Linked DNA regions of Mus musculus: all the other regions are linked to region 7. Evidence: chromatin loops called from intact Hi-C (ENCODE). Cell type or tissue: heart. All regions are shown on one strand.

Region 1 (4,000 bases), 150 kb after region 7:
ACTATGTGCCAGCCAGCCAGGTGGGTTAATTAATCTTTTCTGCCTTGTTTCAAATTGTAATTAAACAAATTCAAAGAGTTGCATTGCAAATGAGTAGCACTATCAGTAACTGCCGCAATCAGGAATAATCATAATTTATAAACAAAGCATTTAAGCCTTGTTTCCAGTTAATGAGATGGAGCTGATAAAATACCAGCCTTGGCAGTTGTTGAAGAATGCTACCTTGCTTCCCCTCCAGAATGGCAAGCAGCTGCTTTGCCAGCACGAGCTTTCCTAAACAGTTGTGCTACCTTTAGGAAATAAAGTCTTTACAGGTGCAAGTTATTTGTGATTCTGACTGTGGATGTGAGTTCATCATGGAAAGCTCCACACGCCACCAATAGCTTCAGCTATCAACCGTTTGGAGCTATTTTCGATCACTGTCTTCATCACTGAGGTATTTTGGCTGGTCGCTCCTTCATCGCTGTTTTGGGGACTTTCTGGGGAACAGGGGAATACGTAGTTTTTAGGCCCCAGAGCCTAAGCACAACTGAAACCTTTCAAGGGCACCTTTGTGTCCATTTCCTGGGAAGGGCTGACAAGGTATTTCATCATGAGAACTGACAGCAAAAGGGGAATGAGAATGTAAACGGTTACATTTATAAAAGTAAACGCTTGCCTATTTATTTTTAGATACTTAAAACCTGGCCCTCTAATCCAGAGAGGGCAGTTAAAGCAAAATTATAACTGCCCCAGGGTGCCAGGATAACATAGAATATCAGAACACTATAAGCAAAAATAAATAAGCAAATATATGAGAGTAGGGAGAGTTCACAGGAGCATTTTGTGGACATTAACCTATTTTTTTTCAATAGTATAAATCACATTTGCCTGGAATTTCACATACCACCCCAGTATGTAGTAGTTTTCAATGCCTATTTATCGGCCTTAGTCGGTTTGATCGCTGAGAGGAGAGGGGTGCAAAGGGGCTACATACGAAAACATTTTCTTTCACGGTGGTTGACAGAAAACTCAATCTAATGCATAAAATAGGAAGGCTCTCTGTGAGCAAATGTCTCCAGCTTAACTCAAACCAGGCAAGCACACATCTCCATGAACTCAGCATTTATTTGGAAGGCATTGTGACCACTGCCTTGTTTCCTAGACACTCCACTATATCATTCAAGCTTAAAGGTCATCATGAAGTTCAAAGGCCAGGAGTCTGCCTGCTTCCATTTTGGTTGAGAAGATCTGTATAGGAACCAGTCTGAAAGTGAAGCTTTCTTTGCATGTACAATTTTCCCTTTACTGAATTTGTTCTGCTAAGTACCCTCCAGGACCCGTAGGTAGTTCTGAATAGGACTGTTTGATTAAAAAATGAAAAATGTTACTATTAATTTGCTTCTAACCATCAATCCCAAAACTGTACTGACAAGTTTAGTATTACTATTAGATTAAAGCCACTCGGTACCATCTCTTTTGGGCCTTTAGGGTTTTGAAGTGTGAGGGCTAATTGAATTTGTTTGAAACAGTAGAAACACAAACTCAATAAATGATTACAGTTATGAAACAGCTGCTCACTCGCAGAGAATCATTATGTCTGTTTTAAAGAGTTTTGGATAAAGGATGGCAACTTCAGAATATATGCATCTAAGCAATTCGGCTCCTTAAGATTTCTAAATCCAACTATAGTATGGAATATTAATATCCTAGTAAAATCAAACAAGCAAGCTTTTTTTTTTAATATTTCGGCTAGGAGTTCCTAAGAATGTTTCCAATATAATGACTGTTTATAATAAAGGAATAAAAGAGATCCAAAGAATTTTGTGCTTTCCAAAGATATGGCAGCTTTGTGAGCCAGGAGTAATGTATTTTTTTAAATGTTAAGTTTATTTTAAAATAATGTATTAAAATGTTTTTAGAATGAATTGTTTTAAAAATTAGACTAGTGTAAGAGAATACATACCCCGGAGGCAAATAAACTTCACAAATTACCCAAGTCAAATGGCCTTTGCTAAATTGTACACTTAACATTCTTTCTGTTTCCTTCCATACACTGTGTTCAAGAATTCATCACCTAGTGTTCTTTTTGGCAATTTTAATCAATGTATCCTTTAGGTAGCCATAAATATGATCTCTGCCTTCCTGTAGGGAAGAAAGGAGTTTTGTTCGGTTTCAGACCTAACATCAAACAGCTGCATAGCTTAGTGGTCCAGTAGAACTTGCCTCATTGCATCAATCAACATTGTAATTCCTGTTTAGTTCTCAGCTCGGTGCCTGCCGTGGGACTTACAGACCATGTTGCTAAGTAGCAGCATATGGAACAGTGCTGTTGCTGCGATGCTGCTGCAAGCGAATGGCATAATCCTGAACTTGAGATGATTTTTATAGAAAGCCTACGTTGGAGTTGCTCCAGAAACGAAAGTACACTGTAAAAATTAATGATATTCTTTTAGACAGTCTCAAAGGGCTCCTTGCTCTATCTGCTGAGAGCATTCTCTACCTCTTAAGCTAGTATATACAGACCCTTAAATGCTTCTGCATATGGCTTGGTAATTGATAGGCAGATTTTAAATTGAAAACACCACCCATAATAAGACTGACAAGTATGTAATAAAAGCCCATAACATTGCCCCTGCGCCCTGGCGCCATGCTTGGGCAACTGACTATTTTCTGCTCTAACAGCTGTAACTGTTCTGGGCACTCAGGACTTGGCTTTAAACACTAGTTAACTTGTTTAAACCCTGAATATAATCATCTTATTCCATGCAAGGCAATATTTCTTTTTGTGTGCTTCCACACCCTGTCTGAAGGGACCATGTTGCTGGATAGCCCATGACCTAGGAAGATCTGCCTTGCCCAGTTTGAGAGAAGCTGTGAAGAGACTAACATAGAGTCAGACGAGAAGGGGACAGATATCCACAGCCTTCTTGTCATGCTTGAGTGAGATAACAGAGTTAGAGTAGGAAACAAAGGAGCAGCTACGTTAAAAGAATAAGTCTGCGGACCTACCATGCAACATGAAGACTGTTGTTAACATACTTGAGATTCTTCCCAAAGGAGTAGATGATGTTCCTGCCACATGCCAAGATAAGGGTTCCTCTGTGATGATAGCCCACATTTGCCTATTTCTCTGCAGGAACCATTTTTGTTATGTCTACATATCTTGAATAGATACAACAAAATTTATGTTCAGGAATTATCTAGACGGCTATGGCAGAATGCATAGCAAGGAGGTGGGAAACAGGGATTCCTGATGAGCAGGAACTGCCAAACCTTCCCTGATCTTCTCAGATCTGCCTTCTGGGGAGCCATCCTTACTGTTTCTCATGGAAAGCTCTTCTCTCTGGCTCCCACCAGCATGCCAGTGCCTCCCACAGTTCCTTAGATGTGTCCTAATTTAAGATGGCTGTGACTGTCTGAACTGAGAGCCTCACAGGTATGGGTATCATTTAGTTTTCCTCAGCAGTGTCTTCTGTGGCTCCTGAGATAGTCTATTCTTGGGTGCACATCCTTGCTTCCCATTCTTCTTCCATGGACATTTGAAGAGCATCCCTTTTCACATTGCCGCTTGGTACTCTGCTCCCGCTGTGCAGCCTTAGGGACAGCATTGTGTTCCTGGTCCATGGACACAGACACTCTGCTTCTTCAGAAATAGGTCTGTGTGAAATGGTGAGAGAGGATGGGTCATATTATACAGAAAATAGTCGCTTGCTGGTGGATTTTCAAAGGTATTTCTGATATTCACTAATGTAGAAACTTAGGTTTTGTGGTTGAAAAAAATTTTTTTGAGAAATTACATCATCCATGACCTTTGCCTTGACTCTATTCATTTCTTTCTATTTGATTGTCCTATTCCAGTCCCCCATCCTGCTTCCAGCACCTCTTCTCATCCCTTTCTTCTTCCTTTCCTTCTGCTGTCTTTCCTTCTGGGGAGGATTATCCTTCAGTCTGAATGAATTGTTTGTAGTAACTCAGAGCCTCATAGCATACACTCAATGGTAAGCATCCATGCACCTAA
Region 2 (4,000 bases), 300 kb after region 7:
CAGGAAGATGCCTGGAGCCTGAGCTACAGGGGCCTCTGTTCAGGACCTCCTCCTCCAAGGCAGTTGTTACTTAGGAAATCTACTGCTGTAAGGGTGTGTTGGGTCAACAACCAGTAATACTAAACTCTTGACTTGTTGGTGACTTTTCACCCTGAATTTTGCCTCTCTCCACAGTTTCAGTGGAATAGACATGGACATGGGTCTATCGGGGTAACATGGGCTTATCAGTGGAATGGTAAATCAGTAGATCTCTAGAAGCCAACCAGAGGGCTAAGGAAGATTGAAGTAGACATAGTTTTCAAATCACTATGTGAGGGACCACCCACACATGAGTAAAAGTCTAAGGAAAAATCTTATTTAAAAATCAACCCTCCCACCATCCTGCTTAGTTTAAGGAATATGTCAGTAATATTTCGCCTTCCAAAGCTACTTGAAACTAAATTGTGCATGGTGCATTTTGAATCTTGATTTCTTGGATGTTAAAAACCATGGCTAGAATCTGCTGCAGAGACAGCCATGAGATTAATTCCGCTTCTTTCTGTGGTCACTTCCAACAAAGCCTGCTTCTGCTGCTCTTGAATTCACCTGATACGCTAAAAATAAATTGTGTATAATGTGTTTTGTTTACCAGATATAGCTATATACTTCAGAGATTCCGTCCTTGAATTTTTAATAGCTTTGCTGGGATTAAAAGTCAACACTTCATCACTAGTGAATTAAAAGAATCTTCCTGAAGTCTGAGTATTGTTTGCCAGCTAAGAGAGTTTTCAATTAAAAATATTTTCTGTCTTTACATGTTTTAGTCCCTATGTTTTCCAATGGCTAGTTGTTTTCTGTCTCTGTATTAGTCCAACAACTGATTTAAAAAAAAAAAACAAAACAGAAACAACTCTTTGGTTGAAATTTTTAGCTGATAAGAGAAATACAAATAAAGAAAAAGCAGCAGATGGTCCCATTGTGACTGAATGAAAAAAAGGGTTTTGAGTAACAATGTGTGAATAGGTGTAGCCTAATAAAACACTCAGCCACCTGCTGCCTGAATCCTTCAGGAAGGCTCGGTCGCTTACTCTGGGGCTTAACCATTAATGTGTGTTAGGTTGATAGAAACCATCAACTGTGAGAAGCTTACGTTCATTCTCCCTTTGCTTACATTGAGTTGGCTTTTCTATATTTTAAATTGTTTCCCAACTCAATGTATCTGCCAAAGGGTGTAATGAAAGGGTTTTGGACACCTGGTTAAGCGAAGGAAAGGTAAGGATAATGAGGTGATGGGTGTTTCTTTTTTACTCTAAGTCAGGGAGCCCCTTCCGCTGGTTCCTACAGAAGTGAGGTGGCCTACCATATTTGCGGGTGTGGATAACTATGTCTCTGCTCTTTGCTTTAAAAGGTACCGCCTTTTCTCAAATGTAGATTTGCTTTTCCTTCAGGGATTTACTCTTCAACCCGACTATCAGACTATTATCAACCCTACATCTACAGCTGCACAAGTTGTCACCCAAGCGATGGAGTACGTGCGTTCTGGGTGCAGAAATCCGCCCCCACAGCCCGTGGACTGGAGTACCGACTACTGCAGTAGTGGGTAAGCGGCCGGCCATCGCCACCTGGTGGTGGAGAGTCTCACAGCATGCGCCTCCGTTCGGGAGTGGGGCCTCATGTCCAGGAAGGCTTCAGAAAAGTAACTTACATACATACATACATACATACATACATACATACATACATACATACATACATACATACATAAAATGTAGAGCCATCATCTTCTAGTCTTTCCAAGAACAAATGCCTCCATGTTTCTCTTTCCTAGGGATTTAGGTCAACTATCTATGCGCTTGAGCTAGCACAAATAATACTAGCCTCACCACCCCAACTCCCTCTGCCACCCCCTCCCACTGTGATTCTGATTTTCTTGTAACCGTGTTTTCTCTCCACACAGGGGCATGCAGAGGGACAAAGCGCTGTATCTCACCTGAAAATCTCGACACCTCTTCTTTCCACTGAGGAGTTCAGGGAAATCTTTTCACCATGGATTGCTTTGCGCACTCAAAGCAGTTCTTCATTTGATTAGAAAATACAAGTTACTAAGCACTTAGGACCATGTGAGCTTGTGGGTCACCCACGCTGGAAGAAATAGTCATGCTTCTTTATTATTTTTTTAATCTTTTATGGACATTGTTCCTCTTCCCAGAAGGAAGTGTGGACCATTCTGATTTCTGTTGGTTTTGCTGTGAAGTGCTGCGGCTCTAGTAACTGCCTTAGCAACGGTAGATGTCTGGGGTAAACGGTCCTGGGTTTTCCATTGGTTTTCATAATGGGTGTTTATATGAAACTACTAAAGACTTTTTAAATGGCTTGATGTAGCAGTCATAGCAAGTTTGTAAATAGCATCTATGTTACACTCTCCTAGAGTATAAAATGTGAATGTTTTTGTAGCTAAATTGTAATTTGAAACTGGCTCACCCCAGTTTGTTGATTTCACAGAGGGATTAAAATTGGCAAACATTCATATTTTTACTTCATTTTTAAAAACAACTTACTAATAGTTCTATATTTTCAAAATACTTGAAAAAATATTCCCAAATGATTTTAATTTAAAAACAATTTGGCTTTGTCTTATTGATCAGACAAAAAAGAAGCTAGTATGGAGGGAAGCGCAAACACATTTATTTTGTATTGCAGAAAAAAAAATCCTTTTTTGTATCACTTTTGTGTAATGATTAGTAAATGTCATCCAAGTCCTGTTATGGATAAAGCTGCCAAATGCTCACTGGCATCTTAGCTGCAGAAACAGGCCGGAACGCGCTAGCTAAGTGCTCCTCTTTATCTATGGCTCTGTGTTACTGTTTCTCCATACTGTGTCTGTATTTAATCGTTTTCTTCTTTTTTTTATGAAACTTGTTGCGCCTATTTATGAAATAATAAATATAGGTGTTTGTAAGTAAATTTGTTAGTATTTGAAAGAGGTTTCATTGATGTTTTAATTTTTGCTGGCAAAAAAAAAAAAAAAAATCCATGCTTGGTGTGAGTACTTATTTAGTTTTTACAGTGACATGAATAAAACCAAATCTGCTTTTCATTTAGTAGCAAACTAGAGGAACGAATCTGTATTTTTGCATATCTTTTGTTGACATAAATGAAAAACAATTCTACTTAGCAATCTTCTTTTCCTGAGCAACACAACAGAAAACTGCTCCTGAGGTGCCACCCTTGCCAGGCCTAAGCAAACACCAGTGCATCCTCTTCCTAAAGAGATAAAAAGAGCTGTTTCTCACTTCTCAGTTCCAAAACAGTTGCCACCCCCCACCCCAACCCCCACCCCCCCAACCCCAACCCCCCCCCCCACACACACACACAAATGCTAAGAACCAAATTCAAGTTGAGTCACCCAGAATCCCAAAAGTCACATGCTTCTCATGGCATGCAGAAAACATTTAAGAATTGACCAAGGGTTCAGGAAGAGATCAAAGGGGATATGGTGTCTAGAATCAATCTAGAAATGAAGGGCTAGTAGTCAGACCAGCTCAAGAAATAGGAAAATCATGGGAAGTGGACGCAGTTGCTAGAAACTGAGCACCCTGCTATCCCCCGTCTCTGCTCTCTTCCTTTTCCACAAATCCTGGGTCACCACTAGCGATGTGCCAGTAGGGCTTTGCATAGCTCTGATAGCAGAAGGAAGGGGTGAGGAAAGGTCCCCTTCCACAGACTTCGGTCACATAAATTCATCTGGCTAGACATGAAGAGAATGGTGGTTTTGTGGAATGTATGAAATAACCTTAGCAATTTAAATACATCATGTAATCCAGTCAAAATTGAAAAGACAAAAGGCTTGCTTGCTTTGGATTGATTTTCAGACACTGTACAACGTTGAATCACTCGGCATGTAATAACTAATAAATAATGCAGATCCGGTGTTATTATTAAAATGACGGGGGTTGAGAGCTCAAACTTTACTGTCTTGATACTGTATAAGAATTCATGTGATTAACTTCCCAGTTTATTG
Region 3 (4,000 bases), 290 kb after region 7:
AATCAAATTAGATGGGCTATTAATTTGATTTGGTCCAGCAACTCTTATATTATTGCTTCCACCGAGTTTTATGTCTTGTGTTTATACTTTGCTATTTTAAATAACAATTATTTTTGCAATCTTTCATTTTTATAGCACACACCATTGCCAGAATGGAGGCATTTATACACTCTGCAGCATCATCTTCATTATACAAAGTAAACGAGAATGCAGTTCTCTTGGATGATCATCAACTTGCTTAATAAGAACTTTCTTAAGACATTTAGTGTTATACCCTTTGTACATCTTGCACGTTTTCCAAGGAAGTCCCACCATAGGTCCAAATGTCTCTGCAGATACTAGCTTTCCCTTTTCCCTAAAGAAGATGTCATCCAGATCCTGTAGTTCAAATACAAGAGGAAAGAGAGCATAGTTAGAAACCAACAGTAAATAGCAGGTCAGACGTGGCTTATGGTAGAGCCCTTACCTAACACGAATGAGGTCTGTGTCCAATCCCCAGAATGGAAAAATAAATTTAAAGAACACATCTCTCCTATAAAAAATATCAAAATCTTTGATTGATTTTCAATTTACATGAATAACATCATGTTTGTCAGATGGTCGACATGAGACACTACAAAGTGGAAAGGTTGAAAGTCAAAACAAATTTAAGTTACTTAACACATATGAGACAGCAGTTCTTATTTCTAGTTGGCAGGTATATGTAGTTACATGTAGTGCAACTGATTGGCAGAATTGCTGGATGACTTTTGCATTTTCATTGGTAGAACACTGAAGGAATACTAAATTTATGATTTCTTCATATTTCCCTTTAGGGAGATTATGAATTCATGACTATTTGTGATCTAGAATGAATGTATTCTACCTATCTCCAAAACAAGTCACTGTAATTAATGGATGGCAGTTGTACTGGTCTAATTAATAGTTTGTCATAAATGGAGTTAAAAGCTGCCTTGTCCCCCATCTAAATGACTGAACTTTCATAAAGGCACAAATTCTCCACATCTGGGTAGGACACTGCAAGCACCCCTGTTGGGACCTGTGGCTGCCCAAACTTGTCCTGAACAAGGATGGCTGCAATAGGCTTGCTAATGTGGAAGGGGGAAGCTCTCGAGCCTAAAAACCCAGACAAAGAACTCCAGGCAACCAAGGAATGAAGAGATGATCTTCCCAAGAAGACAGCACACCAATTGTTTATCCAGTACCAAATCATCTGCCCTAAAATCACACATAGAAGTACCATTATACAAACTAAGCAGGTTTATATATGTGTTGAAGAATCAACAGTTAAGGAAACGGAGGGCATGGTTGTGAAAGAGAGAAAGGAGGGATGCATGGAAAGGCTTGGAGGGGAAATGATATCATCTCAAGAAGTTTAAAAAATATTTTAAAAATGCTGAAGCTGAAGGGTAGTGTATCTGAACAAGGACAGCATGAAAAGTAGAAAAACAAATAAAGAAAAGCAATCTGACATACAGGGGGGCGTTTCGAGCCTTGAGGTCCTTCTGCAGCCCTTGGGAAGCTGGAGGATGTTTAAGAGACCTCAACAAAGACAACAGCACCTGTCTGCAGCACTGCCCAAGGATATCCAGTCAAGCATTCATTCAACACACGTGTATTCTTTGAGCTGTTCTAGCTGCATGAGTCATAGAGAACCAGGTCCCTGAAACGTAAGAGATCTCTTTCTTCATCCAGGACATCTTAGTCAAAACGCAATTTAGTAAGAGAACTTACACTTGAATGTCTACAGCAGCTTCAGCAGTGGCCCAACAGTAATTTAGTGAGAGCATGCAGGCTTGGGCATCTGTGGTGGATACAGAAATGGCACAGCAGGTTATTTAGCCTGTGAAATTCAACTCTTTACAAAGTCAAGAGAAAAAGAATCTTTAAAAAAATGTAGCTTCCTAAAAGTTTCCCTCTGTGTCAGACATTGCATGTTAATTGTTCTCTAAATTGTTTTTAGAAATCTACTTAGTTTGAAAAAACAATAGCCCTGGGGAGTAAACATTCCTGGTCTTTCAAGGTAGATTTAGATGCTGGCTAGTCTTTATAATCTTTGTTGTGAAGAAGATAAATGTCTGATAGAGAATGGTCTGCCCTTAATTACCCATGAGGAAACGAGCTCTCCCTCACTCTGGAAGCTCTTCCATGCAGAGGGACCTTCAGTCAGTTCCAGGTGACTTCCCTCAAGTCCTGCGTCCCAGAGGTGTGTGTTATCTTCAGCAATGAATTCATACCTTCAAGTTCTAAGAGACAATGGAGGGAAGTGGCAGTGGCCTATCTGGTATTATGACTTTGGTTGCATAGTCTATGACTCAGGGAAGCATTATGTCCCTGTGTGACATAAATCCCTTTAACCTCCCCCAAGACACATACAAACACATCACACACACATAAACATTATATATGTATTTTAAGTAAATTTATAAAATAGTATTTCCCTATTTCTTCCAGAGTATTTAGTGATATTTCTTTCTCCCTCCTTCCTCCCACTTCCTCTGTATTACTATTCCTCCCTTTCCTCCATAGTTTTGTCCTAACCACCCCCTGCCACCATGTTTCTTTCCTTCTTTTCTTTTTTTCCCACATTTTTATTAGATATTTTCATCATTTACATTTCAAATGCTATCCCAAAAGTCCCCTATACCCTCCCCTTGCCCTGCTTCCCTACCCACTCACTCCCAATTCTTGGCCCTGGCGTTCCCCTGTACTGGGGCATATAAAATTTGCTAGACCAAGTTTCCTTCCTTTCATAACAAAAACCTGTGTGCTATTATCCCCCTCTTTAGAGCACCTCATGCTCATTCCCATGGTACCTCTGCATCCCTAGCCTCTGAGGTCACATCTGGTCATAAACCAAATGTGAGGCCCAGAGCGAGGAGCCACAAATAATAACATACATGCAGTGTTTATCTGTCACGTCATGTAATATTGTCCATTTCATCCATTTACATGAAAATTTCATAATTTCATTTTCCCTTATAGCTGAATAGTATCCCACAGTGCATATTGCTACATTTATGTTATTTATGCCTCAGTTGAAGGACATTTAAGTTGTTTCCTGTTCCTAGATATTGTAATGGGAATGGCTGAGCAAGTGTTTGTGCCGTAGGATGTCAAGGCCTTTAGGCACATTCCGAAGGTTGGTATAGCTGAGTCATTTGGGGGGTCTCTTTAGCATTGTGAGACTTTTGGGAATTGCACCAGTTTGGAATCCCACCAACAGTGAATAAGGGTTCACCTTTCCCCGCATCCTCACTAGCACTGTTGTCAGTTAGGTTCTTGACTTTAGCCATCTTACTCACATAAGATGAAATCTCAAAGTAGTTTTAATTTGTACTTCCCTGACTGTTAAGAATGCTATACACTTTTTAAAGATATTTCTACCACTTGTACGTCTTCTTTTGAGAATGCTCTGTTCAGACCCATACCTACACACCACAACAACCAGCCTAACAACATAGCCCTAGTGCTACAGTAATGGCACTTATGTTGGAACAGTAAGCAGAAGCTGCCTAACTGAACTTCAGGCGTGATCAATAAGAATCACCCCTGGTTCTTCAAACATAGGCAACTACCTGTATCTCAAAAGTCACAGATTCTAAGGAGAATCTGCCATTGAAATTTTCCCACATCAGTATAGTTTCCAACTGTATTTTAAATACTTATACACGTAGATAAATGTAGCATACTCCTCATGAAAGAAACCACTGTTGAAGTAGACAGGAGCAATTACAGAGATTCACAACTGGTCAAATGTCAGAGAATGTCTCTGTGGTGTGTCCAGCCTTGATTGCTACATCTGCAACACAGCCCCTATACACAAGTGAAGAAGTAAGACTGTGAGAAGAGGGCCATGACCAGAGGCCAGGTGGTGGTAGCACAGGCCTTCAATCTCAGTACTGGGAAGACAGAGGCAGATCTCTGAATTCGAGGCCAGCCTGGTCTACACGGAGTTCCAGGACAGCCTGAGATACATAGAGAAATCTTGTGTTGAAAA
Region 4 (4,000 bases), 170 kb after region 7:
GGAGTTTTAGAGGACCCCAATGATTGCTTGGTAGCTCAGCCAGTAAACATTCTAGTTTCATTTTCTGGGGAAAATGGGGACAATGATAGGCCTTACCTCGTGGGGTTAAAGGAATTTGGCAAATTGCTAAGACCATGCTGGCACATAGGATGCATTATGTAAGTTTGGTTAGGTAAAATGGTTTTCCCAAGCCTGTGCCTGTTGACACTTTCAAGAAGGTTAAAATGCACAAGAGTGAAGACTCTTCAAAGAGTTATTCATACTTTGATCCTTAATCTTCTTCACATCTGTCAAAATGACAGCACTAAGCCTGCTATTAACTAAAGAAGTCCTTTCCCTGCTTGGAGTGCCGTTGTATATTTCTGTGACTAACATTGTTCTCTTTGAGCTGAATTACCTCAGTTCAAATCCCGGGGCTACTAGCTATCTGCTGTGTGACCCTGAACCACTTAAATAGCCTTTCTGTGCTTCTTTGGCCTTACCTATCACATGGCTATATCAGGGTATGGTACACTAGACCTGTAGTCCCAGGTACTTCTGAAGCTGAAAAAGGAGAATGGAGACATCTGAAAGTTTGGGGCCAGCCTGTGAAATGAAATGCCATTTCATGTCTTTTAAAATAATAAACATGAAATTAGGAGGACATAATACAATCTTGACTCCCACAATGTGCTAAGATTAGAACCATCGAATGGTACCTGATTCACAGCAGGTTTAAGTCTGTTATACTAGGATGCCTTTCAGCTTAAATATTATTTTTTTCAAGAATAGAAAATGTGTATTGCCTTCTAAAATTTACCAAAATCCTGTACAGGGTTCATTTAGTACACATAAGGTGAGGGTTCAGCTTTTCAAAATTTTCCTCCATTGATCTATTTATTGAAAATTCTTGCTTGTGCTATTTTATGGTCCGTTGGGCCTCCTTACCCTGTAGTTATTCAGAGTTCCAGCAACAACTTAGATTTTGGCACTCCTGAAAGATTGCATATTCTTAAAGTCCCTCTGTTTCAAGACCAGGCAATGAAGCAGGTAGAAATTCTGTATTACACACCGCTGGAAGGCTGCCAATTAGTTCTCATTCTCTAGGTTTAAATTCAACAGACGTTCATGACCCAATATGCAAGAGCTCCAATTTCTCAAAACTCCCCTGAGTTGTTTTGATAGTAGGGAACTGATTTGTCTGCACTTCCTGAGAACTGGAGTCTGGTTAGAAACACAGTGAAGCAGGAGTGTCAGATAAGCGCGTTAACCACCAGCAAGCCTTGCATGCTCTGAACACCAGCAGAGCTGGATTTGCTCAGTGGCACAAGCTCAGCTCCCTAGAGTAGAGAGGGGCAAAGGTAAGGCAATAAGGCAGACTTGTCCTAGCATTTCTCTTAAGTGCATTTCTTATAAAAGCAGTCTTGAACACAAGATCCTCTTTCCACCCACAACTGCCTGGTTGGTGGCTCTGATCCTTGCCAGGTCGGCAGTTCCCTGATTCCTTCTGAGACCACACATGCCTTGTCAAGACTTGTCAAGATTGACTAAACTTGTCTACTTTTGCTAATTACTAAATTAGTTATTTTTCTTGCTGCCTTGACAGAATACCTGGCAAACACAATGTAAGTGGGGGGACATTTATTTTTGTCTCATAGTTTGAGGGCACAAGTCCATTGCAGTGAGGAAGGCCCAGCTCTGGGAACACACAACTGTGGTCACATTGTATTCAGGGAGGAAACAGAGACATACCTATGCCTACTCAGTGGTGTTCTCCTTTTTATTGAGGACCCAAGTAAATGGAACAATACCGTGCCTGGTATCGTTCCAACCTGTAGGCCACTACCCCTTTGTGTGTGTGTGTAGGGGGGGTGGTTCACATATCCCAAATATCAGATTTTTACATTACAATTCATAGCAATAGCAAAATTACAAATATGAAGTTGTTAGGAGTCATCGCAACCTGAGGAACTCTATTAAGGGGTTGCAGCTTTAGGAAGATTGAGAACTGGTCTAGGGTGCTGTCTGGTAGGTGAGTCTAGATTCGGTAGCATTTTGATAATGAAGTTATTGATAATGAAGATAATCACAGTTACTTAACTATCACAGTGACTTTTCTTTACTGTTGCTCCTACCCTGTGATTGTTAATCTTCTTCTGACAGAGTCTTAGGCTGTAGCCTAGGCTAGCCTTCAACTTGGAAATTTCCTTTCCAAGCACTGAATTAGCAGGTGTGTACATTGTACCTGGCACATTTTCTCGTTGTGGCTTTGGCCATCTCAATTTTTTAACTATTTTCCATCAAAGGTCAATCACTTGTAAAGATATTTGAACGATGGCTAATGTCATTTCCTGTTACAAAGGAAGTGGTGGGCGTGCAGAGATGGTTCAGTGGTTAAGAGCACCGGTTCCTGAGGACCTAGGTTTGATTCCTCTGCACCTACATGATAGATCAGAGCTGTCGGGAACTACAGTTTCCAGGGAATCCAGTGCCCCCTTCTGGTTCCATAAGCACTGTGTGCAATGTGGTACACGGACATGCATACAGGCAAAACACCAATACACATAAAATAAATGCAATCTTCTTTTAAAGGAAGTGATGTGGCATTGTGTAGATAGTTGAGGTTTTTTCATGTTGCTAGAAACTAGAAAATTATTTTGGAAGAAAGTAAAATAAGAACATGTCCTAGTAAATATTCATGACTTAAGAAGAGGTTTTTGATTTCTGCAAATGAAAACTAAGCATCCTTCTTTTGCTCCTCACCGGGATAACAGTAACTGCTGAGCTTAATCAGGAATTGGTAGAGGGGAAAAATGCAACCTTGTATAAAGTTATCCAGGCTGTTCAGCCTGGCCTATATGTGGCGATTGCTTGTTCTTTGTGCCGTCAACAGAAGCTCTTTCATACAAAGAAAAACCGTGCGAAGTTTTCAAATGGCCTCACAGAAAGGATTCATTTAGAAGCCTGGCTTTGTGGAGTGTAGTTTCTAATGGCACATTATAGAAAATTTACAATGAAAAAGGGCAACAAAGGAGATTTCAGTTTCTTTGAATGCTTCAAATTTCCAGTTCTGGAGTTTAAAATGGAAAAAAGATGTTAAAAGGCAATAAAATTGGGGGGTTTATTTCCCAAATGCCTTCTTTTTTCCAAGCAACAAAAGCCAGCATAATGTATATACTCAGACTTATTGTCATTTGCAGCATGCAGACATGGCACGCTTGGCATTCAAAGGCCACTGTACAACTGTTTTGACAACCATCACTTCAGTAGGTACCATGCAGGACTCATGAAATGGAAGCAAGAGTGCTCCTCTGGGCCCATGGGGAGCACAGTTCATCAAGGAGTTCAGATGGATGAGAACAGCATGAGTTTCTAATAGGTTGCCATTATGGGAAGGGCCACTGACGTATTGAATAAGGCTCCTTTCAAGGCCAGGCAGAAAATATGATTGCAGACAATTTGATTGCTGTTTTTTTTTTAAAGTAAATATTTTCAAAAATCTTGAGGTATTTCTTTCCATGTAGTGCATAAAGTGTGTAAGAGTGAGCAAGTGGAGCTGAAGCCCTCTCAGGACACATGGGACTAAGGATGTCACCCCATGTCTGTAGGGAATAATGAATGCATCCGTTTAGAATGGAGGTGATGCCATAGAGGCTCGTTTCTTTCTCTAAAAAATACAAAAAGGGCAAAAAAAAGTTGTTGCCTACCATGACAGGAGGGAAATCATGCAGATAATTACTTAGAATTATGCCATAATTTGTTAAAAATTATTAATTTACAGTATGCCCACACACATAAATTATTTTTTTTAATATCACAGAACAGTCTTCTAAACTACTTTAAATACTATGGAAAATGCTGCCATTTTGTTCCTATATTTGCCCACAAGTCTTTGTTTTTGTGCTTAATTAATTCCCAATAAAACCAAAACCAAATGTGTTTGCGATTAAACATTAGGCTCTATGCAGCCCCTTCTTTGAATATGGGATTGATAAGCAGTTCTATGGCCTGTTTGTTAATG
Region 5 (4,000 bases), 90 kb after region 7:
CTTTCGATGTGAAAAAGCTTATGGTCCAAATTCATATCACTGAGAGAAGTGAATGAGAGCTTACTATTCATGTAGGCAAAGAATGCATCCTGCTGAGAAAATTAATCAGGATTTACCTAAGTAAAAATTATAAACAGAAGTCTCAGGAGTCGTTGATAGGTTACAATATCTAGTTGAATCAATCCTGCACAAACTACACAGGATGATCTGTTTCTTTAAAAAATGCTCAGTGGTGTAAAAAGGAATAAAATTACATTTGTTTTTGGTCCTGAGTGGTTACAGTAGGATTATTGACTACCCTGTAATTCAATGCCCCATTTAACGAGAATGATATTAATTATGAGCACATTATTTTAAAAATTTCCAAAGCAGATTCTTTTGTGTCCACAGTGTGAAAACTCAGTGTCTGCCCATAGTCAGAGTTAGCTCTCCCTACAGTCCAGGGCAGCATGGAGGGGAGGCCAGCAAGTGGTTTGTGTGCATCTGGACCTTTCGGTGTCACTCAGGAAGCCTGGAAAATCTTTCAGCAAAAATGCTCATGCCATTTACCTCAGCATGACCTCACAGGCCCAGCATCTTGAGTCTGTCCAAGGATGTTTTATCCACAGCGCAGCCCACCTTGAAAGTTGTTATTCTAGAATATTCTTTATCCTAGAGTGAAATGTGAGGGCTCTTCTGCGTCACCGAACCCAAGGGTTAAGGTCAAGGGTAAGGGCAGAAAGGGAGATCCTTCCAACGCCTGCCCTGCCTTCCTATGCAGGTGCTTCAGATGTTTTCTCTTCACTTAGACCCTTGTCCATGAAACTGACTCAGCTTCTCTGAGGAGCATGTGAGGCTGCCATTCAAGGACATCTGACAACTGCAGTTTTCCTTGGAACATCACCATGTTAGTTGTTAGAACAATTTCAACGGACTACGTGGCGTTATGAGTTCACACAGTCTTGACTTGCAACTTATGGTCTTAGAGAAAATTTTTAAAAATTTAGATTACTTGAAAACCTTTCGAAACTGAAGCTTTTATGCCACTAGGGAGTGCAAAGCAGTCAGGTGTGCTTAGCCTTTATGCCATGGTTGTTGGTACAATCGAGAACGCACACTCTCTCTTTTTCTTTTTGAGTGGAACACATGAAGGAAAGCAGTTGCGAGAGACGGAAACCAACTCTTTTTCCATTCACCTTATTATTGAGCTGTGGTTTCCCAGCTTCCGTTTCTGTTATCAGAAGATCTGAAGCAAAGCTTCAGTTATGCAGAGAGAATGAGTTAACATCTAATCAAGTAGGAAAATAGCTTTAAACACCTGCTCCGAATTTGTAATATAATATTCAGAATAATATGACCTGGTAAATTACAGTTTAAAACCAGTGTAAGAAGCATGTCCTATTATAATGTCCATCAGGCATTTAATACCATTGTTCTTGTTTATTTCGTTTACTTAAGTTATAAAGAGTGTGTCTCATTCTTCTGAGAAATCTAGCATCTAACAGGTGTTTAATAACAGCATGCCTCTATGAAAATTATCTCAAGGGCACCCTTAGCAAAGGAGAGCAAGTCATTAAATACTAGTTTTAAAGTGACCTCAAAGCTTTACAATTAAGCAGCAAAGCTCACTTGTTATGCCTGTCTCCCTCTAGGGGATGATATGGTGCCAGGGACAGTGTGTTGGTGTTTTGAGAGACACTGGAGAAAGACAAAGAAAGGCAAATTTCTTAGGGTAGTATGCAAGCTGAAGAGAGAGAGGGAGGGAGAAGGGAGGGAGAGAGAGATATTAAGACAGAGAGAGATAGAGAGACAAAGAGAGATGGAGAAGGAGAGAGAAGAAGGGGAAGTGAAGGAGGAGTGAGATCAAAGTACAGTGTGCATGGACATGGCCTTTCCAAATTCATTTATTTCCAAACACAGTAGTATGAGTCTCTAACCGCCTCAGTGTGATAGCAGCAGATGTTCATTGCAACTACTGCAGAAAGCAGTGACTGTAGTGGAAAGGTGCTGGTCCCCAGCAGCCTGATGGAGGTATCACGCCTCCCAGAGGTAAAAAGAAAAATGGACTCTTAAAGGAAAGAAGTCTGCCTTTCTCATGGAGGTGATTGTAGCTGTGAACAGTAAAGAAGCAATATAGACACCCTCAACAGTGTATTATCCTTCATGATAATCGAGGGGGCAGCTAATGATTTGAGTGGGAGAGTGACTCAGAAGTCTACCAGACTCACACTCTACTAAGCTGTAGGAGTCTCTTATTGAAAATCTGCATCTTAGGCAGGTAAAGAAAATAGAAAGGAATCATAGTAAAAATAATTTATTCATATATACATAGACTATTTTGTTGCACGAGCTTAAATTGCCTTTTCCACAGCAACCAGTTTGGATCCAATTGAATACAATAAATGTCTTGTGACAGTGCTTGCATTTTTGCTTTGTGATTTCGGGCAAATGCAGAAAGATTACTGATGCATTCCTAGTCCAGAAATATGGTCTCTATTGATTGCGTTGACATGATAAATAGCAGTTTTACATGTTAATATTTATTCAGAGATGCTATTGCATCTATTATGAGCGTAAGTGCTTATAGAACCATTTATTGACATTCATTTTTAGTTGAGCCTAAGTTATCATTAGTGGTCTTTCCATAAATAGGCATTTGACACTTGAATATATTTAATAAAATGCATGTGCTAATTGTATTTGCCTGGACTCACAAGTCATGTTTTTAAATGGGGAAAATTAAATTGATATTTTTAAGAAATAGATTATTTTTGTTTGGGAGAGAAGTTACGCAAATAAAGACATTTTGTAAGGTAGATGGTTTATTTTCTCCTGGTTATTGAAAACCAAATAAAACAAAAATCCAATCCTGTCATTAGTGCTTTAACTAGCATAATTGGATAATGCTTACTTTTACATTGTTGTATGTCTTAGCACCCAGAATAATTCACTGCACACAGTAGACATGTGGATATTAATTATAAGAAACAATATATTTAAAGAAGAAAATACCAATCTATTGACTAATTTCTGCTAAAAAGAAAAGAAATCTTGTAAATATGGATTTCTATAAATGAATCTATTATTTGGGTCATCAATATTAAACAGTCTGAAAATGGCTTTCTAGCATTTAACATTTAAGAGAATAAAACTGAAAGCTGCAGGTGGGGAAAGATCAGTAGCACCCAAGTATGTTTTGTATTTAATGCCATGGAGCAACAGAAACACTTCAGAAGGCTGACCATGAGTATCAACCTCACTGCAACAACAGGCAGTGTTCTGGTCTTTCCTTAAGCCATATGATTCCTGTATGCTCTGCATTAAAAGGGCTGCTTTTTTAAAATTGTCTTCCTAGCTTTCATTTCCCATATTTTACAACCATCTTCAGACTGTTTGTTTTTATCCCAGGGTTAGTCAGCTATTTATTTCATTAGTATTAAGTGAAACAAGCCAACAGATAAGGAACTGTCTTTTTTTAAATCTATGTCTTTTATAATCATTTCTTTTTTAAGTAATAAATTTACATTTTATAATTGTAATCATGAAATTGCAAATGAAATCAGTTCTAGAAAGATTAATTTAGTTGTGCTCACAGCTGTGAAGATTGTGGAAATAAATATCATTTTGCAATAATGTATTCTTGACAAAGGGCATAACAAAAGAATGATTTCTATTCAGAGATAGTGGGGTATTTATTTTGCATGTTGGGGGAGGGGCATTCGGAGCCAGCTTTTCAACCCTGACCTAGTTTTGTAGCTGCTTATTATTCAGCTATATGTTTGAGAGATTCCTGTAATTTAATTTGGCATCCACTTCTGCATGTCTGCACCTAGCAGTAGGGGCTCATGATATTAGCAGTGTCCCATGCTGAATTGTATTTATTTTAAAACATCCAAACTCTCTTGGAACTCAGAAAGAAGGCGTTAATGTTACTAGGAACCTGCCTGATTGCAGCCAGGCTATCCTGTCCCGAGCGTTGCCATAATTAGTAACCACTGTTGACATTTAGATCCAAATTGAA
Region 6 (4,000 bases), 49 kb after region 7:
CTGAAACAGGGAGGAAATGTCTTTGTACAGAAGGAACAAATTAGTGCCATTTATTTTCTTGTGACTTTTGTGTGCTTTAGGATCATGTAAGCCGGTCAGGAGGCTGACGGATATTTTGACTATTGAGGGACTTTTTATTTGTACTGAAAGAAGTATTAATTGATTTCTAGAATTTGGTTTCCAATTGTGAACCCCTCACAGATACTTACATAGATAAAGTACCTTACTACGATTTTTTTTCAGTTGAAAGTTTACAAAAATTTTGTACATAATTAAGATAATATGAATACTTCTATTTGTTGAGGGAAACTGAGCCATTAAATAAGGGTGAAATTGCTTAAACCAGTTCTCTAAAATAAGCTGGAAAACTGGAGGGCTACAAATTATGCATTTGTTATAATTCAGGACTATACAATAACCCAGGTCCCAAAAGGTCTCCCAAGAATGACAGAGAAGCCATGATTTCCAGACAAGTGCATTATACATGCTAATAGCTTTGCAGCAAGAAAGGTCTCTATCCTTGTAAGGGAGGAAACGTTCACTTTCAGCATTTCCTACCATAGAGAACACAGTAATTACAACAGCACTGATATTTGCCTCCTTTCTTCCCTTGCCCTCACCTCCCCCACATCCAAGCTCTTGAATGACCCCAGTGGAATTAATCAAAGGACTTGAAACCTATATCATTTCCAAAGGCTTTTATTCTCTAATACGTTCTGCACAACATTTGTCCTCCAGGAATGTGAGGCCCTGGCATGCATCCTCATAGCAGAGAGACTTAAGCCTGTTTCCTGTACTTAAATATGCCTGTGGACATCTCCACTTACTTACTTTATAGGGATGACGTTTAGAAACAAAATATTGGATTGTTCTTTCAGAGTGGAGAAGAAGGCTAAAGCTATACTGTCGGTAAATGATGTATCCTTAATCAAGTGATCCATCCTTAGACAGACGTGTCTGGTCAGCGTTTGATGTTTTGCAGTGAAACGATTTTGTAATTTTTCCAGCTATAAGAGAGTCATGCAGAAAATCAGTCATTGGCTGCTGGTTTGCAGTGATTTAAACTTGGCATGTACCTTCATGGGATCAGTTAACAAGCCAATCCTTTTGTGTCTGTGCGCTTTGTTATTTGTTTAACTCAAGATCCTTATAGATTCTGAAGGTTTTAGGTTGTTCCACTGGGGGACAGATCTGCTTTCAGGGGTTAGAAACTTACAATTAATATCAGCTAAAAATGTGCATCTTAATAAAAAAAAAAACTGCCTTGTTCAAGAAGCTGTAAAGCTTAATTGTACTCAAAATCAGTAGATATAAATATAAGTCTGTATTTCTAGTTCCCTGTTTAAGTTTTTCAGACTCTTACTTTGAAGATGTATTTGGTTGTAAGTCCTTTTAAAGGCTGTACATCAAATTGTTATGAAAAGTTAATGTTACCAGGAAAAAACAAACAAACAAAAAATCAAAACCAAAAAGATCTGGTTGTTTTCCTTTGATCCTGTGACTTTCTAGATGATCCTTCTTCCTCATACCCTTCTCCCTTGCAAATCAATCTTGCAATTGTTGGGAAAATATGAATATCTGGATGTAGCCATGACTTCCGTAGTAAAACGTAAGATACTGAGGAGTTTTGTGGTGTTTTAATCACTTAGCAATGATAAAACACCACCTATTCTTGAGTTTTTAAATGGAGGAGATGACCTGCCCACAATAACCCTATAAGCTGTCTGGATGGAGTAGCAAATGGCTATCATTCAAGAAAGCCAGCTACAGAGCTTCAAGTAGAAGCCATTCCCTTATTATCATGAATCCTCTGAAGTCATTCCATATTGACTTGTTAAAACCTTAATTATAAAATTATTTTGCTTCCTTTTTTATTGGATATTTTATGTGTTTCCATTTCAAATGTTATCTCATTTCCCGGTTTCCCATCCGGAAACCCCCTCTCCCATACCCCCTCCCCTTGCTTCTCTGAAGATGCTTGCCCTCCCTCCCATCTACCCACTCCCACCTCCCCGCCCTGGCATTCCCCTACACTGGGGAATTGAGTCTTCACAGGACCAAGGGCCTCTCCTGCTATTGATGACTGACAATGCCACCCTCTGCTACATATGCAGCTGGAGCCATGGGTCCCTCCATGTGTACTCCTTTGTTGGTGGTTTAGAGCTGGGAGCTCTGGGGTGTCTGGCTGCCATAGGAAGACTAATATCAACCAATCAGACTTTGCTTCTTCATTTCTTCTTCCCTTCCTTTCTTCTTCCTCTTTCTCCTCCTCTTCTTCATCATCTTTTTCTTTTTGGATATATTTCTCTCTATGTAACTCTCACTGTCCCAGAACTCAATATGTTGACCAGCTGGAGCTAAACTCACAAAAATCTATCTGCCTCTGACTCCAAAAGTGTTGGAGTTGAAGGTGTGTACCCAGACACATTTTTATGACCTGGCCTAATTATTATCCTTTCCTGAGTGTTCTTTTTTTTTTCTCTCTCTCAAGCAACCATCCCACATCTGGTCTTAATATTTACTCTAGAAACCATCTCCTTGGCATGGTCATATTAATTCTCTAGGTCTCCAAGAAGGAAAGAGTTTCTAACCTCTGAAGTGTGGAGTCCCTCTCTCTTTTCACTCTTCTTACCCTTCCTTGACACTTCCCACTTCCTCTCATTGTACTGCTTTTTAATGGTCAGCTTGGACACTGAGCCTTCTTGCCTTTAGCTTATGTTAACTGTTGGAAATTGGCCCCAGAGCCTCACCCATGCTATGAAAGCACTGGGTCATTGAGACATGTTTCCAGTCCATCTTCTCAACTTTAACTTGTAAGAAAAAATATCTTTGTGTCTTATCCGAAATCTCCCAGGTTTCTCAAGACACTAGGTGAGAATGTTTCTATGAGTGGAAGACCAGAAAAGAACTGTGGTGGAGTGAGGAGAAATAGATGAAATGTGAATGACTGAACCAGAAGCATGAAGTGGAGAAAGAAAGAAATATGATAGAGAGCAGGAGGTTAGACTGAAGTCATTGCTAACACCTTATTCCTTGACTTAGGTTTAGGTTTTGAGCAAAACCTTTTCCTCTGTTCAAGGGGATCCATTGGATAGGGACATGTTTTTCCCCCCTTGGGCTTGAAGGCATACTAGAGATGCCCTGGGGCCACTTACTAGACTGCTTTTCTTAGGGAAAGTATTCATTCAAAGAATTTGAATGAATGAAACGGAGAGCAAATATTAAAGCAAAATTTAGAAGAACTCCGAAATGAGAAGTAAGAGTCTCCAGAGAGGAAGCAAAGGTTACCTATCGGCTCCCTGGCCATTGAGCTGGTTTTCTTGGGTCTCCACACAAAGCAAAGGCAGAGGGTTGCCAGACAGGGAATGCTTTCACTCTCACTCCACCTCCCTTTTCCTCAGCAATGTTCAAAGTGGGAACTCCAGATCTGCTGAATTCTGATTACTTAGACTTGCATGAAAAAATAGGCAGTTCGAGATGCCTGAACACAAGGGAAGGGCTTCATCCAAAGAGAAGCCTTTACGAGGCAATTTGGCCTCTAACTATGAAACTAATGAAGAACAAAGGCCAGGTGGAGTTTCAGTAGGGGTGAGGGACTCTGAGTCAGGGGAAGGGAGGGGATTTTTGCACATAAACATTTTTAAATTTTTATTTAAATGTTGGGGTAGAGGAAATTTCAGAAAGGGGGACCATCAAAGACAGGAAATGCCAGGTAATTACTAAACCATTACTGAACTTAACCTTTTAGAGCTGCAGTGTGGGTCTCTATTTACTGGGGCTAAATGAGCGGGTTGTGGGCACTGCTGCTCATGAGTTCTTTTTTATCAAATGCCTCTACCACAGCAGTCAGTACCAATTGCTTTGGTTGCGTTTATCAACAGTGATGCTCTCTGATTATTTAGAGAGACAAGCCATTGAGAAAACCTTGAGCCAGTCATTTCATAGCACGATTTTATGCACGAATAGACACATTCACACCCCAACACAGATTTGGTTTGCA
Region 7 (4,000 bases):
GTATTAAACTACGGTCTGCATATGACTGAACGCAATTTTGGTCTTTTTGAGCTAACTCACTATAATACTTTCTAGCTCCATCCATTTTCCAGGTTTCATTTTTCTTTTACAGCTGCATAGAATCCCAATGTGTATAAGGGCCACATTTCCATTATGATTCACCTCTCAATGAATGAGCCTCTACTTCCTTGCTATGCCCAGTTTTAAGTATTGATTTTGTTATTATTTTGTTTTTCATAGCCATATGCAGCCCCCACCCCCCTTTGCTTATTACTATACAAATAAATGGCTGGAGAAATAATTGAGTAACTCAACATGCTATGGACAGAACTATCTCATTTTTAAAGTAGTATTTACTCCAAAGTGTAGCCACTTAAATTTTCCTTAAGTGGAATGGAATATTACTACTCAGTAAAATGTAGACCTTGAGTAGGATGTTAGACAATGGTGGGTATTTAAAGTTATTATATTGATGACCATGCTTTAGTGTTAAGCTCTCTCGTGGTTAATGTACTTTTAGCTCAAATTCCTTAGCATGCAGAGCTCTCATGTTGACTCCACAGACTTCCTGTGAAAGAAATCAGGTTGCTTGCAGAGGTAAGACACAGGTTTCTGGCCCTTGGGTTTCTCATAATGGTAGTGGAAATACGTGATGTGGTACCTCCAGTATGTCCAAGGAGTCAAGACACTGACAGCAAGGACCATTCCAGCGATAAACCAGCCCATCTTTCTGCTGGCCCGAGGGCCAAACAGAAGTTGATTATGAATCCTAGGGAAGTTTATAAACCTCAAACTTTATACAGTATAATTTGTTGATGACAGAAACTTGAGATTACGTGTTTATTTAAAGCTACAGACTTTTTATAGCCCCACCCACTTTAACATCTACAAATGAATTTTAAAATCGGTGCTATGAAGCCCTGAACCTATGTACTTGTTATTGTAAAGACCTTTAATAGAGGAAAGATCACCCTTTCACTTATTTTGTGACTCAGAGGGTTTGAATGCAGAGTGAAAATCCTTCCTCATTTCTAAAGCCAACATCCATCACATTACTCTTAAGGTAAGAAGCTGTGTTCTTCCTACCCATAAAAGGAAGACCTGAGGACAACAGTTTAAGAGAAAGAGGCTACCATGGATGGAAACCAAAGTCAAGGAAAAGTTTCCAAAGGCCTTTGCATAGAGGAGAGAACCCCAGGATGCTAATTTACTATCCTTACAGGGCATCTGTTGCTTCCTCAGATCTTTGCATTTGACTGGTGCTCCTATTATAAGGGAAGAGAAACCTGGAAAAGGCTGCAGAGAGCTAGAGAGTAGCTGGCTATTACCCACCATGTACTAAAAACGGTTTGGGGTGGGGGATGGGAGGTAACAAGACTGTTTCCATATATTCTTTGACGCCAGAAACAGATACCTGTGGACATGAATTTTCCACTTTTTTACAGGGTCTTAGGCCCCTAAGGTGTGAAGCAATCAGGAATTCACCCTTGAAAGGTAAACATTGCCCACCCCTATATTAACTTCTCTCTAAAGTCTTTCTCAGGGAGAACGTAAGATGTCCGCTGGACAGTCATCAGGGTCCCAAAACTCTCCCAGATGCCAGGGGACACAATATTGCAAGTTTTTGGGGTTGACGAAGTAAAGCAAAATATGGATGATATCTTTATCCTACCAACAAAGAGAGCCCAGGGAAGCAGACAGCTGATTCGTGAAGGTTGGGGTGGGCAGTGGAGCTCCAAGAGTGCTACTGGGAATCCAACAGTGAAAGTATAATTCCAAGAGGCAAGTAACTAGCCCAGATGTGTTCCCTGTAGCGCATGGTGTGCTGATAACTGTTTCCTTATTTACCCTTCTAAGCACCCCTGGAGTCTTTTTTGCTAGTCCCGCAAGGGCAGGCTCAGCCTCTGCAAACCCTCCCACTGAGAACCAAAGCCGAATGCCGAGGCTCTCTGAGCACTAACTCCAGGAGCACCGCTCCTCGCACAGAGATCAACTGGGGTCCCTTGGTCAGCTGCACACTAGAATGGGGCAGAGGTTGCGCTCCCTGCAGGCTCCCGAGCAGCGCCACAAGACAGCCTCTCCTCTACCTCCCGCGCGGGGCAGAGGTTGGCAGTGCAGCTAGCGGGCAGGAGTAAGTGGTGGGGGGCTCAAAGAATGGGGTGGGGCGGGGGTGGGGCTGCGGGTGCTGGGCGGGGGTGCGCCACAGCGCCCCCTTGCTGTGCGAGCCCCACGGTGCCCCAGTCAGCCTTTGCTCAGTCTCTCCAGCCCCTTTGTGTGATTGTATCCACCTCCATGGCACCCACCCGGGGGTGCTGACTGGGGCACTGACGCTGCCCGGGGTCCCGCCACTACTGATCGAGCCGCATTCCCTTCTTCTGCGTTTGTCCCTCGCCTGGTTCTCGGTCCCCAACTGTACCCTCTGGGCCGCGTCCAGCCTCTGTCGGCACCCCGCCGGTCCGGGGCACTAGTGTCCTCCGATCTTGATCTCCCCTGCAACACCACACACACTCCATCACTCCCCCATCCCAGGCCTCTAACGTGGAGAAAAACTAAAAGCAAAGCAAGGCAGAGTCTCCAATAAAACGCCCAGTACCCCGAGCCCGAGCGCGAGTGCCGGGCGGCGAAGGGCGCGGGAGGCGGGGATGGGGCGGCGGGCGGGGGGGACAATGAGCGCGTGAAGTTACCTGCCCGGCGGCGGCGGGCCGACAGCGCCGGGGCCGAGCGGACCAGGCAGGCTGCGCGCTCGGTGTGGACGGGTGCGCGCCACGGCTTGGGGGGGAGAGTTGAGCGCTTTTCCACCCTCTGTTTTTTTTTTCCTCTCTCTCTCTTTTCTCTCTCTCTTTTCTTCCTCTTCTTAAACAAACCACAAACGGATGTGAGGGAAGGAAGGTGTTTCTTTTACTCCTGAGCCCAGACGCCTCTCTGTTCCGTCTGAGCTTTTTTTTTTTTTTCTGAGCACTTTTTTTTTTTTTTTTTTTTTCAAAAAGGAAAAGAAAAGGAGTTGCTTGATGTGAGAGTGAAATGGACGTAAGATTTTATCCTCCTCCAGCCCAGCCCGCTGCTGCGCCCGCCGCTCCTTGTCTGGGACCTTCTCCCTGCCTGGACCCCTACTATTGCAACAAGGTGAACACTCTGCTTTTGTCTGCACCGATTCTGGCGGCTCGATCCCGGGAGGGGGGCAGCGGTGGCTGGACCGCGATGGGGCCCGCTGGGCGGACTGGGCCGGCTCGCAGAGGCCCGTCCCGGGCGCGCTCGGTCGCAGCCCGCGGCGGCGCTGCGTGCGCTCGGGTAGTAAATATTGTGGAGCAGCTCCGGGGGTTTGCCAAACAACGCGATTGTGCGGAAAGTGACACGATTTGCTCGGATTCTTTCCTTCCTGCTGTTCGCCACTAAGGATCCCTGCTTAGGTTTGCCGGGAGACATTTAAAAAAAAAAAAAAAAAAGCGAGAGATCGAGAGAGAAAACCCACGGAATACTTTGGGGGTGTGTCTGGGGTCTGGGAACTGAGGCAGAGTAGGAGAATTCAGTTTATATTCTAGTTCCTTCTTCTCCCTCCCTTTCTTGGACAGCGGGGGCTCGTGGCATCGCTTCCTTGCTCCGGATCACTTGCCAGAGGAGCAGCTAGGAGTCGGGGTGCAGGGACCCCGGAGGATCCGGCGTTCCCACACCGTGAAAATTATTCTGTAACTCTTTTGTTTTCTGTTCCGGCCGCCGAACTGGAGTTCGGACGCTGGCCCTCGAGACCAGGACGCTGTGGGCTAGTCGCATTATGATTTGGGGGAACAGATCTCGTTTGGGGGGTGTGGGGTGTGGAAATAGCAAGTTTACAGGAAGCCAAGCTAGCGCTTTGCATTCAAGTGTAAAGCTCCGACGCTCTTTGCCTGGCTGAAGCAGGGTCCCTGGCTGGGCTACATCATAGTCTGCTGACTTGGGCCACACAGGACAGCGGAAAGGTATTTAATGCTGGTGATCCAGAATGAGAACTCTGGCGAAGCTGCCC

Evidence for each region. Hi-C counts contacts between places; a loop is a spot of excess contacts. Peaks named below come from ENCODE experiments on the same cell type or tissue, not always from the same donor. Only the 100,000 strongest peaks of a DNase experiment are listed, where the experiment ranks them.
Region 1: it touches region 7 in a loop (24-fold over the local background); 3 of 42 quality-filtered maps call a loop at or near these places.
Region 2: a loop joins it to region 7, with 8 times the contacts of the local background. A loop is called at or near these places in 12 of 42 quality-filtered maps.
Region 3: it touches region 7 in a loop (2.5-fold over the local background); 2 of 42 quality-filtered maps call a loop at or near these places.
Region 4: a loop joins it to region 7, with 2.1 times the contacts of the local background. A loop is called at or near these places in 7 of 42 quality-filtered maps.
Region 5: it touches region 7 in a loop (3.0-fold over the local background); 10 of 42 quality-filtered maps call a loop at or near these places.
Region 6: a loop joins it to region 7, with 2.2 times the contacts of the local background. A loop is called at or near these places in 5 of 42 quality-filtered maps.

The regions. Positions count from the first base shown.
Region 1 is chr4:6,838,381-6,842,380 of GRCm38, reverse strand. Tox (thymocyte selection-associated high mobility group box) reads left to right here. Exons shown (of 9, transcript NM_145711.5): 2 at 1-20. Among named protein-coding and RNA genes, the nearest start is that of Gm11802, 140 kb to the right of the region's middle. In heart, no CTCF peak of the experiment used is centred here; no DNase peak of the experiment used is centred here.
Region 2 is chr4:6,686,398-6,690,397 of GRCm38, reverse strand. Tox (thymocyte selection-associated high mobility group box) reads left to right here. Exons shown (of 9, transcript NM_145711.5): 8 at 1,428-1,579; 9 at 1,937-4,000. The coding sequence ends at 1,973. Among named protein-coding and RNA genes, the nearest start is that of Gm11802, 12 kb to the left of the region's middle. In heart, a CTCF peak has its summit at 1,604 (motif pointing left); a DNase peak (open chromatin) is centred at 1,567.
Region 3 is chr4:6,700,355-6,704,354 of GRCm38, reverse strand. The region is part of intron 6 of Tox (thymocyte selection-associated high mobility group box); the gene reads left to right. It overlaps Gm11802 (a long non-coding RNA gene), which reads right to left and starts at 3,865. Exons shown (of 6, transcript XR_881088.3): 1 at 3,693-3,865; 2 at 2,108-2,246; 3 at 1,735-1,804; 4 at 275-378. In heart, no CTCF peak of the experiment used is centred here; no DNase peak of the experiment used is centred here.
Region 4 is chr4:6,815,782-6,819,781 of GRCm38, reverse strand. The region is part of intron 3 of Tox (thymocyte selection-associated high mobility group box); the gene reads left to right. Among named protein-coding and RNA genes, the nearest start is that of Gm11802, 120 kb to the right of the region's middle. In heart, a CTCF peak has its summit at 2,483 (motif pointing left); no DNase peak of the experiment used is centred here.
Region 5 is chr4:6,899,472-6,903,471 of GRCm38, reverse strand. All of the region lies in intron 1 of Tox (thymocyte selection-associated high mobility group box), which reads left to right. Among named protein-coding and RNA genes, the nearest start is that of Tox, 89 kb to the left of the region's middle. In heart, a CTCF peak has its summit at 1,643; no DNase peak of the experiment used is centred here.
Region 6 is chr4:6,940,862-6,944,861 of GRCm38, reverse strand. All of the region lies in intron 1 of Tox (thymocyte selection-associated high mobility group box), which reads left to right. Among named protein-coding and RNA genes, the nearest start is that of Tox, 48 kb to the left of the region's middle. In heart, no CTCF peak of the experiment used is centred here; no DNase peak of the experiment used is centred here.
Region 7 is chr4:6,989,513-6,993,512 of GRCm38, reverse strand. It overlaps Tox (thymocyte selection-associated high mobility group box), which reads left to right and starts at 2,677. Exons shown (of 9, transcript NM_145711.5): 1 at 2,677-3,123. The coding sequence starts at 3,022. In heart, CTCF peaks have their summits at 2,028 and 2,236; DNase peaks (open chromatin) are centred at 2,192, 2,732 and 3,172; H3K4me3 peaks cover 2,437 bases; H3K27ac peaks cover 2,243 bases.